Regions from separate parts of the Homo sapiens genome. Here region 2 is linked to region 1. Evidence: chromatin loops called from intact Hi-C (ENCODE). Cell type or tissue: CD4-positive, alpha-beta T cell. All regions are shown on one strand.

Region 1 (8,000 bases):
TTATATATAGCCTGTTGGACACATGTGGCCCATCTGAGTTCTTTGAAAACATTTTTTAACCTAATTACCTAAATACTTTAAATGACAGGCCAAATGGAGCTTCACCATCTGTCCCTCATAGCACTGTGAAATTCACTGTCACCGGGTGTCACCCAGATAGGCAGGGAGCAATTTGTAACTATTATTGAAGCTTCATGTAATTAATTACTTAATTTTAAGCTGATCAAGTTTAATTCCACTAACATTACATCATGAAACTGGGGGAGCTACAAAATGTAATTGAAAGGAAAAAAATAGATATGAAAAAATTATGGGCAGACTTTTTCCCTGAGGCAGCCCAGAACTTGGAGAACTGTAGCAGTCATGCTAACGCATATTGAGATGAAATAATGTGGGCTGGGCAAGGTTGTTTCATTACAACCAAATCAGCAGTATTAAGAAAGAATCTGTCAGCAGAGGTCAAAAGGATTGAGAGAGGCAAAACTAGTCACTGTGTCCACATAAACAGAGGAGAGAGCACCAAATCTGGGGACTTGAGTCATCTGGCTACCCACACCTGGATTTATGTTCCCATGGCCCACAACTGAAAAGAAAAAGAAAAAAAAAAAGAAAGGGAGGAAGGAAGGAGGGAAGGAAGAAAGACACACCCCTGCAGTTCTGTTCATTTTATGATTTTGCTTTGTGGTTTTGGGATAACCACCTTATAACCAAAAAGCTCCATCTGTCAAGACTGGGCATAGATTTTTAACTTCCTATATTAACCATAAATAAATCTGTGTTGACATTTATAGAGATTTAGAATGTCTACCATCTTAACTTATGATGCTCATCACTTAATGATCTTTATGACCTGCCTCATGATAATGAAAAAACTGAACTAGGGATTGGTTAAATGCAATATATCTGTCTAGACAGTGGAAATCTATTCTGGCTCCCCAAAATGATGGTGTAGATCAGTGACTGGAATATGAGCATTCAGATGCTTGTGAAAATACAAATTCCAGAGCCATAACCCTGGAGATTCTGAATCTGCAGATCCAGCCTGGGCCCTAGGAATCTGCATTTTGGCAAGCATTCCCCAGGGGGATTTTTATGCAGCAAGTTTGTTGATAGGAATGATCATTTAAGATCAATACTTACTAACATGGAAATGTGGAGATTATTAAATGAGAAAACACTGGCTATAAAAGTGTGTATAGTCTAATCTCAGTTTAAAAATACCTAGATAGGTAGATACATAGCAAAACAGATAAACATAGAGGTGGACAGAAAGTGTTTGGAAGGATAGGCACTAAGGTAATACCAATAAACTGTTGTAGGATTACAATGTTTTTCAAAAAGTATTTTTCTTATATGTATTTTATAATTTTCTACAATACATTTACACTGATCTTGGACTAATAAATAGATAATTACATTAAAAAAGAAATATTTACTGACTTCCCAATGTGCATTGAGCATTAGGACTACAAAGTGGAATCAGGCCATGATTCTACCTTGAGAACCTCAGTCCCTAGAGGGAAACAGACAATTTCCCAGTGTACAGGGCACAGCATCGAAAGATCTGTGGCATCCACCTGGATGCAGCGCTGTGAGAAGGCTGAGGACTTGAACCCTCGCTCTCCCTGAGGCCGCCCAGCCATAGCACTGGACATTACAGCAGCACTCTCATCTGGCTGGACCAGAGCTGGGAAAGGCTGGAACAAATACTGGTCATATTGGGGATGAGGAATGATTTCCCCTCTGAAAGGCTGTTTTTGTTTTTGTTTTCTGGTAAAAGAACACAAAGAAAACAACCAGAAAACCCAAACCAATACACACCACAACATGAAAGACAAAGAAATAACATAAAAACAATGCCCTTTACAATGCGAGATGGGACCTCCCTGTGGAAAGATGAAAAGCAGATGCTTGATATATTGCTGCACATGCATTTGTGTCATCTCTCCCTTTCTGGCCATGGTTATTCTGCTATAATTTGTTTTCTGCTGAATTAGATCCTACCCCATCCTTCAAGCTCAGCTAGTTCCTTCCATTTCGCCAGTCTCCCCTAACCCTTCAGTCACATAGCATCCCCATCCTTTAAACACATAGTATTTTATCTGATACACATTTGCAAATTTCATGTCTGGTATGTGTGATTTATATCTTAGATTACGTAAGTTGTCTTGTGAATTTTTTGTGGTTTTGGGGTTTGATTTTTTGTTTTGAGACAGGGTCTCGCTCTGTCACCCAGGCTGGAGTCTAGCGGCACGATCACTGCTCACTATAGCCTTGAACACATGAACTCAGGCAATCCTCCTGCCTTAGCCTCCCAAGTAGCTAGGACTACAGGCACACACCACCACACCTGGCTGCTTTTAAAATTTTTGTGGAGACAGGGTCCTGTTATGTTGCTTAGGCTGCTCTTGAATTCCTGGCCTCAAGGAACCCTCTTACCTCCTGAAGTGCTGGGATTACAGGCATGAGCCACCACACCCAGCATGTGAATATTTGGTCACTAAGAGCAATTTTAGGCACATACATATTAAGCATTCTATACACACTTTTCAGTAAATTATGTTGAACAAAAATACCTCTGATTTTTAAGACAGCTTAACACTAGAAAATAAACCTTCTAGCTACACTAAAATGGTTGCTTATTATTAATAAATGCCAATTTAATTTTCTAACTTTTTTCAGCACTTCAAATTTTTGCAGCACTGCCACTTTATCCTGATACATTCATATGTTTTATTTTAAATTCAACAGTAGACAAATACTGATCAAATGCCCAAATTCTGTGGTTCTAAAAGTTTAGAAATAATTCACTTCCTCTATTATTCATTTCTAGCAGACTAGAACTACTAAACATTTTAACACACGTGACTGTCTCTTGGGAGAGGACAAAGTCACAATCTAAGAATAATAATGTGTTTTCCTTAAAAAAAAAAAGTCTAAGAGGAGGACTATTGTTAGAATTTCTTTTCTAAAATTCAGCATGGGAATAAAAGACCTGCTTTTGAGAAGATGCTGACTGTAATGATAAATAATAATAAATGTTTGACTCAAATCATAAAGCTATATCGTATAACTTCAAATAAATGTCTTCAAGACAAGGTAGTGTATTATTTTAAAAGCTTTAATTTTTTAATAGCAAAGCTAAGAGAAAAGCAGAGGCACATTATAACATTACTCTAGCGCCCTCTGGTGTCCCACGTGCAGCACACCTTTTTTAGTTCATCATTTGCTGTTTCTATAGCTATTTGCAAAGGAGCATTTTGGGAAACGACTAATGTGTCTGGAGAGGAATGCCTCATTAAAGAAAACCAAATATGTGAATCATACAACATCTTACAACCAAATGATTTGCTAATTATGCCCATACATACTGTTTACCTCACTCTGGGGAGCTGGAGTTGGCATTACGCTTATTAAAGCCACACAGGTAAGCGGAGTTGATTAAACATGAGGGCTTGAAAAGGAAATATCTGTAATACTAGCCAATGTTTGCTTCGTAGAAAATTTCCATGGGAAGCTACAGGTGATGTGATAAAAGCTGGATGTTTAGTGGATACCTATCATTATTAAACCTGTTTTGGTTTAAAAACATTGCAAAATTTAGATGAGTGAAAATTAATTGTCACAAGTGATGTTAGTCTTTGTGGGTCAGAAATGCAAATATGCCCCTTTAAAACGCACACACTTAAAACTGACTCCATATTGAAAAGTCAACTTAACCTGAAATATTAAAATAATAACTGCAACTTGTAAATATTATAAAACAAAGGATAAGAGCATGTAAATTATAAGTAGGCATAAAGGAAAAACAAAAACCCAAATAACTCCACTCTAATATGAGTACCAATCTCTGAAAGAAATATACCCAAATGTTAACAGAGTTTGTATTAAAGTAATAGAATTGTGTCTAACTTTTTACTTATGCTAACTTCACCTATTTCCTTTTGATTCTCTCTTCATCATCTAACCCCAAATCCCAAGTGCTAGAAGCAGCTGTCCTCATTTCTGGCTACTGTTGTCCTGTCTTTTTCATTGTCACAGCTGAGAAATTGACAATTTATGTAATCCAGTTCATCTGCTTAGCAACAGGAAGGGTGGGGCTCAAAACAGAGGAAAACTACCCAGTAGCATTTGCAATTGTGAAATGAGAAAGGAAGAATGGGGAATTGGCTAAAGGTCATGTAAGTTATCTCTGAGGGGCTGAAAAAAGAGATCAAACTATTTTCAATTCTAAATCTCAAAAGGATAAGTCAGAAGAAATGTTCTATATTCTTCTTAGACCTCTATAATTACAGTCTTAAGATTGCCACGTGATTGAAATGCCATAAATAGTGCTTCACTGACAAATAAATACAAAGTTATTTGCTCCTGAATCTCTAAATGTGTCAATTTTGGGCTTGGCCTCCGAAATTGCCTTAGGGAAACAGTGTATCTTAGCTGAGAGTCAGATAATCCCATGCAAATAGGAGTTTCAGCCAGGTGAGAACCCATAATACAGCTACTCTGAGCACGAATCGCACTCCTTGTCCTGCTGTACTTCCCATTTTATCTTGCATCAGTAAAAAGGAGGAAAGAATGGGAAAAGAACTGGAGTATCACTGGAGCAGTTCTTAGTACTCCAAGCTTTCCATCTTTGTCAGAACCTACTTAGAGTTTGGGCTACAGTCTCATCGCATGAATGAGGACCCAGCAGTGGTAAGAGCATAAGGGTCATGTCACCAAGTTGCATTAAACTGCCATGTATCTCATCAGAAATTTATCAGATTTACAGTGCCATCATGTCTCTTCTTTATGGCGGGCTTGATCACAAATTCAGAAGAAAGGAGTTTCACTGAAACGAATCGGCCAAATGATGTGTTTCAGTTTTATTTTCTCGGTTAGTCCTTAGAAATTTGGCTAAATCAGCCAAGACCTCACCATAAAATAAAAGAGAAAATGTCGCTTATTTCCCATTTAACAGATTTTCCTGCTGCTTAAATTGGTTTATTCATTTGTTCAAAATGTGTTTTTTGAGCACCTACTACGTGCAGTGTTCCAAGCACTGAGGTTATTGTGGTGAATAAGACCACAGGACCCCTGCTCTCATAAGCTGATAATATGATTATGTGTGAGCACGCACACACAAACTAAAAAGGAAAAATTAATAGATGCATAAGAAAATGTCGAATAGTACAACAAATACATCACAGAGAATTAAGGCATAGTAACATGACAGAGAGTCACTGTTTTATTAGGCTGGTGCAAAAATAATGGCAAACCTGCAATTACTTTTGCACCAACCTAATAGGCTGGGTGTCAGGGAGACGTCTATGAGGACAGAATGAGGCTGAGACATGAATGTTAAGAAGAATCTAGCCACGCACATATTAGGTTTAAGAGCATCCAGCCCAGAAACAACACATGCAAAGGCTCTATGGTAGGAACATGCTTGGTGTGTTACAAAAATAAAAAGTAAACTGTTTGGTTGGGGTGTAAAAAGGGAAGAGCGATGCAAAATGATATTGGAGAACTAGACAGGGTCCAGATGATGTAGGGGCTTCATAAACCAGGCAGAGTCTGGATTTCATTGCAAATGAGATAGGAGGCCATAGGGGTATTATAAACGGGGAGGAGAGTGTGACACATTATTATTATTATTTTAAAAGATCATTGCTGTGTGAAGAAGTGACTGAAGGGAGACAAGAATAGGAGGAGGGAGACAAACCTGGGAGGCTCTTACAATAGGCAAGGGCGAGAGCAAACAGTGATTAGGACTGGAGTGTTGATAATGGAAATGGAAAGGATTAGATAGATTGGGATCTGTTTGGGAGACAGGTTTGATAGGACAGACTGAATGCAGAGTGTGAAAATAAGAAAATAATCAAGAATAAGCCTTAGTTTTTTTGTCTGGATGTTGGATGTTGGTGCTACCTACAGAAATGGGAAACCTGGGGGAGGAACAGGTATGTGATAGAGAATCAACTTTTATTTTGGCCAGGTTAAACCTGCAGTGTCTCCAAGATGTCCAAACAGAAGCATTTAGGACTTGAGTTGAATATTTTGGGGAGAGGCCAGGGCCAGATATATAGATTTGGGTATTACTAGCACATGGAATTGGAGGAGATGACCTCAAATATAATGAAGAGGAGGGGTATTGGGACCCAGTGTCTTGGGGCTTTCAGTATTTAGTGGTTGGGCAAGGGAGGAGAAGCTATCAGAGAAGATAGGAAAGAAAAAGCCAGTGGAGTATAAAGAAATCAGGTGTATGGTACCCAGAGAACAACTGGGGAAAGTAGGGAGGTCAATGGAGTTAGTTACTACCAGAGATGCCTTAGTAAGGTATGAAGAGAAGGGTGACCAGGGAGATGGACAATATCACTAGATTAAAAGGAGGAAGGTGTCTGCGTAGAAGCCGGGCAACTGAAATTCAGTCCAACACCATGAATACCCACGGTACATACTTTACATACATAATCTCCCTTTCGTAAGTTCTAAAATATCTTTTCACTATTTACAGCTCATGTCTTTTTTATTTCTATAACCAAGCCACCTAAACATGCACTTAAATATTTCTAACCTTATGAGCACATGTTGTGATACAGACATTCAAACTTGGCTTTATGAATAATATTCTTTGCCTTGCGCTTTCTTTCCTACTTTTTCTCACATTATTCAAAATCAAGGGCAATCAATGCACAAAAATATTCAAATCAATTAATTGTTACCCTTTGTAGAAAACACTTGCTCCTGATAAGAAACATGAAACCATTGGCTAAAATAAAGTTTGGTGATTGTCTCTGGGTTTCAATGATTTGAATGATAAATTACTCCCCCGTTGCTGCAGGAAAACAGGATTAACTTTGTGAAGATTTGCAATTGAAACTTAACGTTGGAAAAGGCACTGTTTCACCCCAAAATTCTTATTATTTCTTTTATGTAGACAATTTTCTTTAGATATTGGACAATCTCCACGTTCGAAGCCAGGGAAATTTGCATTTTGTGTAGCCACTGAGTTGCGTAGCTGGTGGTAGCTCCCTTTCTGCCCCGGAACACGAGAAGAAAGACAGGCAGGCTGCGTTGTTATTGTTATTGCTATTGCGACCATTTAAATTTTCCCACGACAGCTACATTCTAGTACTTTGCAAGCAGCAATAATACATCTATTCACCGTTTTCAGTGCTGAGGGAGGGGAGCAACATTCCCAACCGCCGTGACTGACAGTCATGCAGAGCTGCCAAATTTGAGCAGGAGGAGAACAGAGATGAGAATTCAGTTTTTGACAGAGAAATAAGTTAGTTAATAGAGCTCATCTCAGAGCAAATAATAAAAAACTTGACACCTGGCTAAGAAATGAATCAGAAGACTTTCTAATGTTTTTCTTTATTGCTCTGGATGAAAAGCCTTAAAAACACACACACACTTGTTTTGAAAGCTTACTCTAAAAGCACCCTTTACTTACACAGTATTTTAAAATCTCATTATTAAGTAAGTGTAGAGTAAAATCAGGTGTATCCTGCATTTCCTCAGCTGGCATTTTCTTTTCTTTTCTTTTCTTTTTTTTGAGTCAGGGTCTAGCTCTGCTGCCCATGCTAAAGTGCAGTGGTACAATCATAGCTCACTGTAACCTTGAACTCCTGGGCTCAAGCCATCCTCTGGCCTCAGCCTCCCGAGCAGCTGGAACTACAGTCACCACACCTGGCCCTCAGCTGACATTGTGTAATGCTACCAGGAATTCCATGTAACTGATATTCTTAGGCCTTGAGGCAATTGAAGATTCCAACAAAAAAAAAATAATGAAACCTCACATTTACATGAAGCTTTACAATTTACAAAATATTTTAATACATATGGTTTCAGTGAACACTGAAATCCGCTTTGGGAGGTGGCCATCACGCTCATTCCACAGATGTGAACACTGAGGCTCAGGGAAGCTGGACGGTGTGCCTGAGGCCCATGATTATGAACAGTGCTGGAATTCAAAGCCAGACTCTCTGACTCTGACTCTACTGTTTTTTAGCACC
Region 2 (8,000 bases), 670 kb before region 1:
AGACAGAGTTTCACCATGTTGGCCAGGATGGTCTCGATCTCCTGACCTCGTGATCTGCCTGCCTCAGCCTCCCAAAGTGCTAGGATTACAGGCGTGAGCCACCATGCCCGGCTAAGAGTTTTTGTATAAATTATTCAGTGCTCTTATCCCCATTATTTGACACCTGGAAGCCTCAGTAAATATTTTGTTGGATGTATGAATTGTTTAAGAATGTCACTCTACATCTTGTATATGGCAGTGAGTCCTGAAAGGGCTGAAGGTGTCACGTCAACTTTGTGAGCAGTTTTGCCAGTTTCACCATTAACCCTCTCTCTTATAAAATGATGCCTTGAATTTCAATGAGGCCCGGAATACATATTGCCCACGTTAGGCTGCTAACACCACAGGATTAAGCCCAAGAAAAGAGTGGGCAGAAAGGAGATAGCCTTCAAAATAGCTACATTGTAAGGGTCAATGGGGCAATTACCATTAGGACAGACAGAGGAAAAACCCTAAAGCTTTAATGAGGCATAGTTTCTAACAAAAGGGCATACTTTTATATGACTGCAAGTGGCTTTACAGAAATCAGTAATATAAACCTTCATTTAAAACAATATTGTTTGGGAAAACTAAAATCTAAAGTTGATATTTGAACAAAAATAATCTTCTGTGTTTGGGATTTTTAAAAATAGCCAAGTTGCAATTCATTAGGAGCAACATAACACAACATTGTTTAAGACAGTTTAAGAGTGTGAACCATTCAAAACTCAGTTGTGAATGCTTTCTACACCAAGAAAGAGAAATTATGTGGGAATTATGTCCAAATGCTGGTTTTATACAGAAATGGTTAGGAGAATTGTCTTTGATTATGAATAACCACAAATGTAGTTCCCACCTCTACTAATTTTACTTTGTCACTATAACAAATCATCACAAAGTTGGTGGCTTAAAAGAGCACAAACTTATTGTCTTACTGGAGTGCAGAAGTTTGACAGGTATCTCGCTGGGCTAAAATCAAGGTGTTGTCAGGGCTGTGTGTCTTTCTGGAGGCTCCAAAGGAGAATCCCTTTTCTTACTATTTCCTTCTTCCAGAGGCTGCCCAGATCCCTTGGTTCATATCCTCCTTCCTCCATCCGCAAAGCCAGCTCCATGGCGTCTCTCTGACCTGCTTTTGTCACCGCAGCTCTTCCTCTGACTCCCTCATCCACTTTTAATACTCTTGTGATTATATTGGGCCCACTTGGATAATCTCTAATTTAAGGTCCATTGATTAGTGACCTTTATTCCCCTTTGCCATGTAACATAACATATTCAAAGGTTTGGGGATTACGACATGGATATTGTAAGGGGACCATTATTCAGTCTGCCACATCACTCATATTTGAGTTACCTGGGCTTTTTTTAATAGAGTCCAAATTTGAGGTTAAAGAGGTTAGCAAGTTGAAAGACATCAGGAATGCACACAATTAACCTGGACAGTCCTAAATATACCCCTATGGCCCCTACTGCATTTTGAGTACAGCCTTGCTGCACTACAGCATGGTTTCCAAAATATGGTGAAATGTTTATCATATTATACATAGTAGAGCACACTGGGCAGCTAATTAGTAAATGATAAGACTGGGCCCTACCTAGACAAACATTACCGGTTCAGCATAATTCAAGGTATGTCCCAAAGGCTAGTCAAGACAAAAATATGATCCCTGTTAGCCTGCAACAGTGCTGAAATTCCCACTAGACTAATTTATTGGGTTAAGGCATTGGATTCTCAGAAAACATGTTGGAATGTGGTTGTGTTACTTGAAAAAGTTAGGCAGGGCTCGGTGGCTCACGCCTGTAATCCAGCACTTTGGGAGGCCAAGGCAGGTGGATCACGAGGTCAGGAGTTCAGGACCAGCCTGGCCAAGATGGCGAAACCCCGTCTCTACTAAAAATACAAAAATTAGCCAGGTGTGGTGGCAGGTGCCTGTAATCCCAGCTACTTGGGAGCCTGAGGCAGAGAATTGCTTGAACCCGGTAGGGGGAGGTTGCAGTGAGCGGAGATCGCACCACTGCACTCCAGCCTAGACAACCGAGCGAGACTCCATCTCAAAAAAAAAAAAAAAAAAAACACTAACCCATTCATATCCATTAGGAGAAACTAAGCCCAACAGAAATTAGCTTTGTGATATTTTAGGCATTAGGCAAACTGGTGAGGCATTTTGATAAACTCCAAGCCCCTGAAGTTGATCCTTCATTCATGACATCACTACTGCTGAAAGATGGTATACGGGCTCTTTTCCTTCACCCTCATCCAAGACTCAGCCCCTGGTGCCTCAAATTTCTCCCTCCACAATTAATCCCCTGCATGAGGCACTGTGCCCATCCTGTGATCCTCTTTACAATGCAAATATTCCTGAAAGGATGCCACATTCATCTACAGTCCCAGGGCAGCTGTTCTTAACTCGAGTGGAGTGGAAGAATACCAAAATCATCTGGGAAATTTCTGTAAACTAGATCTTCAGAAACTATATTGGAATATGTTTGATACATCTAACTTTTTTAAAGAGTTCCAAAGATAGATGTCAGAAATTTTTACACAAAATATCGTAGCTTGCATTATCATCCAAAGAGAGATTTGGGTTTAAGAAAGCATTTATCATCAGTTCAACTTCTGGAAATAATAAAGAGATATAGAACCAAGAGCAATTTCACTTGAAAAGTAAGGAGAATGACAAAGGAGAATTTAGACTGCTGCTTTGAATATTTGTGCAAAGGCGTATAAATTCCTTCAATATAATATGTTTCACATATATTCACATGCAATCACTAATCAATGTTATTTACTTTTGCGCTATTTGAAAAATCTACAGGCCGGGCATGGTGACTCATTCCTGCAATCCCAGCACTTTGGGAGGCTGAGGTGGACAGATAGCTTGAGCCCAGGAGTTTGAGACAAGCCTGGGCAACATAGCAAGACCTCCCTCTATAAAAAATAAATAGTTAGCTGGGCATGGTGGCATGCACCTGTAGTTCCAGCTACTCGGGAGGCTGAGGAGAGAGGATCACTTGAGATGAGGAGAGGTTCCAGTAAGCAGTGATCGTACCATGGCACTCCAGCCTGGGCAACAGAACAAGATTCTGTCTCAAAAAAAATTTTTTTTTAATTTAAAAATCAGCATTCCAGTGTAAGATGGCCAAAAACTCCAAAACAATTTTTCAGTTTCACGTTTCTGTTCTAGGCAAGCAGCCTGTTTTTGAGCATAGGGTAGTAGCTCACTCTATATGGAACCAAGTTTGTATCACCTCTTATTCCAAGTAAATTGACTCCTAATACTTACTCTTCATGGATACGTAGGAAGCATACTTTGCTCTAACACAGGAATTCTATTTCTTCTGGCTGTCTCATTTAGTTAAAACTTGATATTTAAAATTAGCTTTATTCAGCAGCCAGCAGATGGAGCTATTGAAAAATGTTGACATCTCCATTCTTTTTTATGAAATAAAACTGGTTTAGAGATACACTTTAATTTTTTGCTGTGTAAATAATCTGCCCATTATAGAGAAATCTGGAACTGCAGTTAAGATTAAAAAGAAAAAAAGATCACTCATAATTATGCCACCAGAAAAATTTACTTATAATGCTTTGATATGTATCAGTCCAGAACATATTATATTCATATATTTAGATTTAGATTTGTTTTACAAAACATAATGTTTTATAATATAAAATTTGCTCCTAAAGGCATAGAAATCTCCAAGGATAATATTAAAATACTTGCAACTGTACAGGACAGGCAAGGACCAATGACAACAGATACTGGCTGTAGCTTGAATAGGACCACATATGCTGCCTGCTGTGTGAAGCATTAACTCTTCAATTAATGGATGATGGGCAAGGTCTTGGGGGCAGCAGGGAAGGGTTTGGGTGCCCAAGGAGGAAGGGGTAGGTTCAGGGAACCAACTGTATAGCAACCTTATAGAAGTGTTTCATTATTTTTAACATCCAATACAGCCACAATAATAAATACCAGGTGAACTATCAGCTCTAGAAATCTCTGGAAGAATATACAAGTTTACACAAAGGTAGAGGACTTCTAGATGGGAATCTAGGTGACTTGGGAACAAAGGTGAGAAAGAAATCTGTCACTGTAATACCTTTGATACTATGAGCATGCATTTAATATTTTAAAAATAAGTTTTAAATAAAATATCATAAATAACTTTCTGGTGAATAAATACACATTGATATTATTATTTTAGTGGCTATGTAATACTATTTTATTGTGTAGTTATGCTATGACTTATTTAATGAACCCCTATTGTTGAGTAGTTCAATAATGAATTATAACACACAAAATATATTTAAATCCATGACTCATAATATAGCTTAAAACTAAAAACATTCGGCCAGGCACGGTGGCTCATGCCTGTAATCCCAGCACTTTGGGAGGCCAAGGCGGGTGGATCATGAGGTCAGGAGATCCAGACCATCCTGGCCAACATGGTGAAACCCCGTCTCTACTAAAAAAATACAAAAATTAGCTGGGCATGATGGCACATGCCTGTAGTCCCAGCTACTCAGGAAGCTGAGGTAGGAGAATTACTTGAACCCGGGAGGTGGAGGATGCAGTGAGCCGAGATCACGCCACTGCACTCCAGCCTGGAGACAGAGCGAGACTTCGTCTCAATAAATAAATAAATAAATAAAATAAAAAGAAAAACAATCACTGTTGGAGGTTGCTAATGAACCATTTCATTATTTTTAAAACTGACAAATAAAGGAAAGAATCAATCATTTATCCTGCCTGCTCTGTACAGACTGTACCAGTGGAAAATCAAATAGTAATCTGTGAACAGAAGTAGTCCAGCTAACAAATGAAGAAGGAATGTAAAAAGTAGAATATTATTATTTTTAAAACCCTAATGAAAATAACTGATCCAGACATTGAACGTAAGTACCTGCTGGCATCACAAAGAGAGAGAATAAAGCATTAGATGTTCACTGACAGAGGAATACACCAGCACCTATGTAGTCATCTTGCCATAAAAATCTAACCTGAATATGAAAGAGCCTCTAGATACAAGTATCAATTTACAAGAAATACATAGGAACATGTTTTGGTTTTTCACACAAATAAATTCCAAGGAAGAAATAAATGAGGGATGGAGGAGAAACCTAAATATTAAAAGAGATTAACCAATCAGTCAGTTGCAATGTGTGTACCTATTTGGACCCTGAGTCAAAAAAATAAACTGTTAAAAAATAAATTGTGACATTTATAAGACATTTGGAAATTTGAACACTGGTTATTTAATGATATTAAAGAATTATTGTTTGTTTTTTGCAATAGTAGTACAATAGGTATGTTGAAAAATTTACTGAATACAAAGTCTTCTGTTTCTTGATCTAGCTATTAGTTACTCAGTGTGCTCAGTTTGTGAAAGTTTAGAGAGCACCACATTTTCTATATGAACATTATAATTCAGTATAAATTTGAAAATATAAATGCAAATGATAAACATGGCATATATAATTTTTTTAGAAAAAAAGAAATGAAGTGATATAATATCTAGGATTTACTTCAACATAATATAGAAAGGGAAAAAAGGTATATATGAAAAGGTATATATAAAAAAAGGGTATATATGAAACAAGATTTACCATGAGTTGATAATTGTTGAAGCTGGGTGATTGTAGTAGTTCATTCTCATGCTGCTAATAAAGACATACCTGAGACTGGTTAACTTACAAAGGAAAGAGTTTTAATTGACTTACAGTTCGGTATGGTTAAGGAGGCCTCAGGAAACTTACAATCATTATGGAAGGGGAAATAAACACATCCTTCTTCACATGGTGGCAGCAAGGAGAAGTGCCAAACAAAAGGGGGAAAAGCCCCTTATGAAAACATCAAATCTCATGAGAACTCACTCACTAGCAAAAGAACAGCAGCAAAAGGGTAACTGCCCCCATGATTGAATTATCACTCACCAGGTCCCTCCCACAATACATGGGGATTATGGGAACTACAATTCAAGATGAGATTTGGGTGGGGACATAGCCAAACCATATCATTCCATCCCTGGCCCTTCCTAAATCTCGTCCTCACATTTCAAAACACAATCATGCCTTCCCAACAGTCCACCAAAGTCTTTACTCATTCTGGCATTAACCCAAAAGTCCAAGTCCAAAGACTTGTCTGAGACAAGGGAAGTCCCTTCTGCCTATGAGCCTGTAAAATCAAAAGCAAGTTAGTTACTTTCTAGATACAATGGGGGTACAGGCATTGGGTAAATATGCTTGCTCCAAATGGAAGAAACTGGCCAAAACAAAGAGGCTATAGGCCCAATGCAAGTCCAAAATTCAATAGGGAGTCGTTAAATTTTAAAGTTTTAAAATGATCTCCTTTGACTCCATGTCTCACATCAAGGTCACAGTGATGCAAGAAGTGCACTCCCACGGCCTTGGGCAGCTCTGCCCCTGTGAATTTTCAAGGTACAGCCCCCCTCCAGGCTGCTTTCACAGGCTGGTGGTGAGTGTCTGTGGCTTTTCCAGGCACAAGGTGCAAGCTGTCAGTGGATCTACCATTCTGGGGTCTGGAGGATGGTAGCCCTCTTCTCACAGCTCTACTAGGCAGTTCTCCAGTGGGGACTCTGTGTGGGGGCTCCAACCCCACATTTCCCTTCCACACTACCCTAGCAGAGGTTCTCCATGAGGGCCCCACCCCTGCAACAGACTTCTGCCTGGATACCCAGGTGCTTCCATACATCCTCTGAAATCTAGGCAGAGGTTCCCAAACCTCAATTCTGGTCTTCTGCATACCTGCAGGCCCAACACCATGTGGAAGCTGACAAGGCTCGGGGCTTGCACCTCCTGAAGCAATGGCCTGAGCTGTACCTGGGCCTCTTTTAGCCATGGCTCGAGCTGCAGCAACTGGGACACAGGCTGCACAGAGCAGTGGGGCCCTGGACCCAGCCCAGGAAACCATTTTTCCCTCATTGGCCTCCAGGCCTGTGATGGGAGGGGCTGCTCTGAAGTTCTCTGACATGCCCTGGAGACATTTTCCCCAATATCTTAGTGATTAACATTTGGCTCCTTATTACTTATGCAAATTTATGCAACAGACTTGAATTTCTCCCCAGAAAATGGGTTTTTCTTTTATATTGCATTGTCAGACTGCAAATTTTCCAAACTTTTATGCTCTGCTTCCTTTTGAATGCTTTGCCACTTAGAAATTCCTTCCACCAGATACCCTAAATCATCTCTCCCAAGTTCAAAGTTCCACAGCTTTCTAGGGCAGGGGCAAAATGCCAACAGTCTCTTTGCTAAAGCATAACAAGAGTCACCTTTGTTCCAGGTCCCAACAAATTCCTTATCTCCATCTGAGACCACCTCAACCTGGACTTTATATCACTATCAGCATTTTGGTCAAAGCCCTTTAACAAGTCTCTAGGAAGTTCCAAAGTTTCCCACATCTTCCCTGTCTTCCAAGCCCTCCAAATCTCTAGGAAGTTCCAACTTTCCCACATTTTCCTGGCTTCTTCTGAGCCCTGTAAACTGTTCCAACCTCTGCCTGTTACCCAGTTCCAAAGTCACTTCCACATTTTTGGGTACCTTTACAGCAGCGCCCCACTCCCGGTACAAATTTACTGTATTAGTCCATTTTCACACTGCTAATAAAGGCATACCTAAGACAGGGTAATTTGTAAAGGAAAGAGGTTTAATTGACTCACTGCTCAGCATAACTGTGGCGGTCTCAGGAAACTTACAATCATGGTAGAAAGAGAAGCAAACACATCTTTCTTCACATGGTGGCAGCAAGAAGTGCCGAGCAAAAGTAGGGAAAGCCCCTTATAAAACCATCAGATCTCATGAGAACTCACTCACTAGCATGAGAACAGCAACATAGGGGTAACTACCCCCATGATTCAATGACCTCCCACCGGGTCCCTCCAATGACACGTGGGGATTATGAGAACTACAATTCAAGATGAGATTTGGGTGGGAACACAGCCAGAACATATCAGTGATAGACACAGGA

The links. A loop is a pair of places that touch in the nucleus more often than their neighbours do. Peaks named below come from ENCODE experiments on the same cell type or tissue, not always from the same donor. Only the 100,000 strongest peaks of a DNase experiment are listed, where the experiment ranks them.
Region 2: it touches region 1 in a loop (7-fold over the local background); 20 of 110 quality-filtered maps call a loop at or near these places.

What each region holds. Positions count from the first base shown.
Region 1 is chr13:31,905,275-31,913,274 of GRCh38, reverse strand. It overlaps the pseudogene EEF1DP3. Among named protein-coding and RNA genes, the nearest start is that of FRY-AS1, 120 kb to the left of the region's middle. In CD4-positive, alpha-beta T cell, CTCF peaks have their summits at 2,985 and 3,187 (motif pointing left); a DNase peak (open chromatin) is centred at 3,194.
Region 2 is chr13:32,576,798-32,584,797 of GRCh38, reverse strand. No RefSeq gene overlaps it. Among named protein-coding and RNA genes, the nearest start is that of PDS5B-DT, 5.6 kb to the left of the region's middle. In CD4-positive, alpha-beta T cell, CTCF peaks have their summits at 3,264 and 3,464 (motif pointing right); a DNase peak (open chromatin) is centred at 3,417.